Linked DNA regions of Mus musculus: region 2 is linked to region 1. Evidence: chromatin contacts called from ENCODE POLR2A ChIA-PET data. All regions are on one chromosome and are shown on one strand. The core of a region is the stretch at or near the end of the contact, and the rest is flanking DNA. Distances in the headings are between cores, read along the strand shown. Region 1 holds the start of Yars (tyrosyl-tRNA synthetase). Region 2 holds the start of C77080 (expressed sequence C77080).

The links. ChIA-PET counts read pairs that join two places held with the same protein, here RNA polymerase II (POLR2A).
Region 2: POLR2A ChIA-PET joins it to region 1 with 15 read pairs in embryonic stem cell. The contact joins the promoter of C77080 here to the promoter of Yars in region 1. POLR2A ChIA-PET finds 5 or more read pairs at or near these places in 4 of 5 experiments (Patski and embryonic stem cell).

The regions. Positions count from the first base shown.
Region 1 is chr4:129,188,635-129,191,188 of GRCm38, forward strand. It overlaps Yars (tyrosyl-tRNA synthetase), which reads left to right and starts at 1,269. Exons shown (of 13, transcript NM_134151.5): 1 at 1,269-1,438. The coding sequence starts at 1,382. S100pbp (S100P binding protein) reads right to left here and starts at 945. Exons shown (of 7, transcript NM_001379590.1): 1 at 908-945.
Region 2 is chr4:129,247,171-129,249,724 of GRCm38, forward strand. C77080 (expressed sequence C77080) reads right to left here and starts at 1,273. Exons shown (of 7, transcript NM_001033189.3): 1 at 951-1,273. The coding sequence starts at 1,176. All of the region lies in intron 1 of Gm12976 (a long non-coding RNA gene), which reads left to right.

The sequences.
Region 1 (2,554 bases), core at 19-2,518:
GCAGATTTTTCTAAACTGAAGCAACAGGTTTCTTTTACAAGAATAGTCTATTAAAGCCTGGGGCTCTTAACAACCACGGGGGGGTGGGGGGGGGAGGACAAAAAACAAAAAATGAGGGCAGCCGGTGAACTCCGTCCTCATTTGGTGGCCCTCTGAAGAAGGGCTCACCTTAGGTGTCTGCAGCATTCCCTGCGGCCCTGGATGAAACCCAGCAACGGTGGCCCAGGGATACCTTGCGAGGATGCCCGCGGGCCTCCCCGTCGGGAACACTACCCGCCCGCCCGCCGCGCCCAGGGCCTCTGCACTTCCCTCCTCCTCCCACTCGGGAGAGCGAGTCCTCGCCTCCCCGCGGATAGCGGGAGGAGCGCGTGTTCCCTCCGCGCCCCTCCCCCCAGGGGCGACCCAGGTCCCCCCGCGGGCTCCGCCAGGGCACCCGACCTCAGGGGACAGACGCTGACTGCCACATCTCGGCAGGCTGCGGCCCGCGGTCGCCCGGAGTGGGTCGCCCTCTCCCGCCACGACGCCCCGCGGGAAGCCCGCCATCCCCGCTCTCCCTAGCAACAGCCTCCCGCGGGGAAGGCAGGCACCGGGAGAGGAAGACCCCCCCCCCCGCCCCCACTGGCAGGGCCGGCGGCCCGAGGACCTGACAGCTCCCTTTTCCTCAGCGGGATGAGGGGCGTCACTCGCCCACGGATGTGGAGGTGGGGGGCAGGGACAACCTCCCCGCCCGCCATCACCTCTGGCGCGAGAAGCAGCCCTTCCCTCAGCGAGACGAGCTTCCCTACTCCTCACGGGGGCAAGACGAAGAACGCGGCCCTGTGGAGAAGCAACAGGCGGCCCGCCCCCTCCCCCCCGACCCCTCGCCTAGACGACGGGCGCCGACCCTTACGTCCCGCCCGCTCTTCACCTCCGGAAGCCGGGCCAAAAGCCTGGGCGAGCGGCAGCACCTCACTCCGCCCCCTGCGCCATTTTATCGCCCCCTTCACGACCTCCCCCACCCCGAGGCAGCGGGGCCAACACCAGGGGGAGGGCAAGCAAGCAGTGATTGGCAGGAAACCGCCCCGCCCCTGAGAGGGTGCGTCATGGGCGGCCTTCCTAACCCCGCCCCCCAGCTCCACCTACACTGTTTTGGTTTTTTTTTTTTTGGATGGTTCCGCCCCTTCCTGTTTCATCGATTCTTTCGACTCTCTGCTGCTCCTGACTCGGGGATGCTCGGGGAGAGGAGGGGACAGACAGAATCTAGGCCTAGCAAGCGGAGCGACGAGCTCAGCTGATGCAACCCGACGGGACTAGCGTGACAGTTCCCGGCACGCGGAGACGACGGCGAACGAGGAAAGGGCGCGGGTGCCGGCTGAGCGCGGGAAACAGAGACAGCGGAGCCATGGGTGATGCTCCAAGCCCTGAGGAGAAGCTGCATCTTATCACCCGGAACCTGCAGGTCAGGCCTTGGTGGGGGGTTGGGATGCGCCGTTGGGTACCGAGAATTTGAAGTCCCATGATTCCCGATGCCAATCCCTAAACGAGTGGGGCCGCGGTCTCCGCGCCTGGGCGGCTCTACGGCCCTCTCTGCTAGTTGATCAGTCAAGCAGCCATTCTCAGGGTGCAAGAGAAACTCCAGTGGGCTCACCCTTTGTGTGCACGTAGCTTGTGCTCCAGCCATTCCTGGGGCTGGGAACCTCATTCCACCCATCCTATTCCATGCCGGGAGCACTGCTAGGCTCTAGGGAGTCAGGGCCATGTCTTTCCAGGACTCTGGCGGAGAGAACCGGAAATTTAAAAGGACCTATAACCCAAATAAAACACGTACTGAAAGTTCCTATGACTGAAGTTCTGAAAAGAAATAAGGGGCGAGCTGGCCGAAGAGATGGCTCTGAAATGGAAAGAAAGTACTGCTCTTACAGAAGACCCGTTTTCAGTTCCCAGCACCCATGTCAGGTTATTCGGTACGGCCTGTATCAGGGGATCTGACGTCCTCTTCTGGCGTGTGTGTGTGTGTGTGTGTGTGTGTGTGTGTTGTGTACACGCGGGCGCTGAGAACTGCATTTCAGACAGGGAAGACCCAAGGGGAAGCAAGAATATTGTAGAACAGGGAGAAGGCTAGGCTCAGCTCCGTGGTAAAGCATGAGTAAGGCCCTGGACTCAGCCTTCAGTGCCCTCACACACCCTTTGTCCAAGGACACTGATTTAAATGGAATAAAGCAAGCACAGTACTGCTCGGCCACCACAACTCCCTGCCAACAGAACCGTTTCCATCCCTGCCTGCCCGTGCCTCTGATGTTCCTCCACAGAACCTATTGCTGTCCTTTGACATGTTCTCTAAGGAGAGACAGGTAGGAGCCAAGTCATGAGGGGCTTGTAAACTTTGTTTTACAAGCCAGATAAAGACTGGACTAGAATTACGCTAAGGGCGGTTGCACCACCAAGCTATTTTTTTTTTTAAATTTACCTATCCTGGGTGTGGTGGTACATGCTACCTGTAATCTTAATACCTGAGAGTCAGAGACAGGGGGGTGGCTGCAATTTGGAGGCCAGCCTTGTTTACATAATGAGTTCC
Region 2 (2,554 bases), core at 23-2,522, 59 kb after region 1:
CCAGCAGAGACTAAAGGTCTCCCCACCAAACTGATGACAGAAACAGGAGATGGGGGAGAAGCCAAACAAGTGGCCAAAAGTACAGTGACCTTAACAGGGATATAAGGCTCCCAGTTTCTTCCTTCCCCATCTCCCCCATCTCTCAGGCTTCCCACCCCTTAGAGTCCAGGGAGAGCCATGGGCTCAAAACTTCCAAACACTAGGAAGCAGCTGCTGACTTCTCCTGGCACAGCAGCACAGGCAAAGGCTCTCCACCTCACTTGAGCCTCAGTTTCTCCATTTTCAACACAAGCAGGTTACTACGGGGGACAAGGGACTAGGGAGAGTGGTGAGTGATGAGGAGAGGACTCTGGTTCAGGAAGGTGATCTCACCACCTCAGGAGGTGGATGTTTGTGGTTTGGCCCAGGTAAGGGAGGGGAGGGGGGGTGCGGGGTGTGGAGATGGGAAAAGCTAACACTGGTAACAACCTCAAGCAAAGGACTCCAAGCTGAGTACTTTGGGGAGCTGGAACCAGGATCTACCTGGAGGGCAAAAAGAACTCCTTTTGAGTAGGCTGACCTTAAAGACCCAAAGAGACCGACACCCCAAGACCCAAGGCCACCTGCCTCTCCCATTGGCCCTGGGCCAGTGTCAAATCTCTGACCCCTTGACTCAGCAGAGGGCACAACTTAGGAGAAGGAAAGTGTCTTTCCACCAGGAGGGCCAGCCAGCCAGCACTTCCTGCGTAAACTAGGGGATCCCTGCCCAGATGGGGGTCTCTGCCTCTCACAGTTGGATAGGTTGTGCCCCTGGAGCGGCGCAGGACCTATCTTGGGGTGCCCTGGGCTCTTCACTTCCCCCAAAACCATTGCCTAGGAGACAAGCCGTCCACATTACAGCCGACCCCACCAGAGGGACCCACCCTGCCACACCCATGGGCGCGCTCGACCCAGGTGCCAGGCCAGCTCACCTCGGCTTTTGCCCTTGGCCCGCTTGGCCTTGTCGTCCGCTTTCTTAGCCCGCGAGGCTGTGGACTCGGCGCCCTCGGCCCCGGCCGCCTTCTTCTTGCGCCGTTTGCCCCTCAGCCAGCTGAAGGCACGGCGGAGGCCGGAGCGGGACTTCTTCCTGCGCGGGGGGCCGCCGGGGCTCCCAGGCTCGTCGGCCGCAGGTGCGGCGGGGGGCGCGCGGGCCGCCATGGCGCGGGGCTGGGGAGGCGCGGTGCCCGCGGCGGGGGTCAGGCCCCCTGCAGCGCGGCGCCCATGCGCGGGGGCGGCCGCCGCCGGAGACGCGCCCGGAGAAAAAAGTTTGGGCGGCGGAGGCTGAGCGATCGCTGCGGGGGCGGGGGCAGCGCGGGCGGGGCCGCCGGGCGGGCGGGGCTCGAGCGGCGGGAGCGGCCGTCGGGGGCGGGGGGGGGGGGGACGGTAGCAGCGCAGCGGCAAGGCGCCCCTCCCCGCCGGCCTTGCCCCGAGGGCGAGGTCCGGCTGCAGAGTAGAGGTTCCTCGCCCCGCCCCTCCTTGATCCTCGAGGGTCTGTCTCTCGAAAAACCCCGAGGGTGTTCGGGATTCGTAGGGCAGCGAGGTACTGGCCTTTGGATCACCCGGTGTCTCCTATGGTTGGGGAAAGACTTTTTTTCCCAGACACCTGGGACCTGTGGCAGGTATTCCCCTGGCTCAGGACCACCGGAGGGGGGTGGGGGGGAAGCCTCCAGCAATTGCTCTGTTCTTGGTTGTTTCTGATTCATTCCTGAGTACCTAGAGTGGGATGTTCAGGCCTCAGTTTACCCTTAACGAGGCTGTGATTCCCCCAGGGCACTTATAGTAAGACTCGGGCTTTCCTACTGAGATGCTCAACTACGATAAATAAGGGTGGATCTTGAGGTAGGCGACTAAGTGTGTGCCTGGAGAAGCTGGTTAAGGGAAAGCCTTTAGAAGTCTGGAAAATGCTGTGTTCATTTCCTTGCCGGCCTCTCGTGCTGTATTATAGCTGACCAAGCCCTTTTATATCTCTGATTTTATAAGCTGCGAGGAAAGCAAGGTAGGGAATGTTTCCCCCTTAGGACAGAAGGGAGAGTGAGGCCAGGAGGGAATCAAAGCCAGCATTCTGATGCTCATCTCTGCCTCGAGGCTAGCAAACCTCCGCGGCCCCCAGAAGAGTCTTGTTCATACGTCCCGCAGTTAGAGTTGAGAGTTGTCTAGCATCATCAACTTGACTTTTGTCACACAGCTTTCTCCCGGGGCCCTAGTCTGCATTAGGACAGGAACAGGACCTGATCACCCAGCCTAATCTGCCCTGGCACGCAGTAGACCTCACTCTAAGGTTGTAAGCGGACCTCAGTGCAGAGTGATCTGACCTGCTCCAGTCCCTGAACGGCCCCAAGGCTCCCAGCAGTGGTGAACCTGGGCCCTAAGGCAGATCACCTACTACCCATGCTGAGCCTCAGGCAAAGGGATAAATAAAATAAGTCTGCATGCATTCAGAAGTGGGAAGACAAATACTCTGGCTTTTTGTTTGTTTGTTTACATGTATAAACAAGTCTTTTCTGAATGCCAGCTGCTCCCAGCAGGAGGAGAGGAA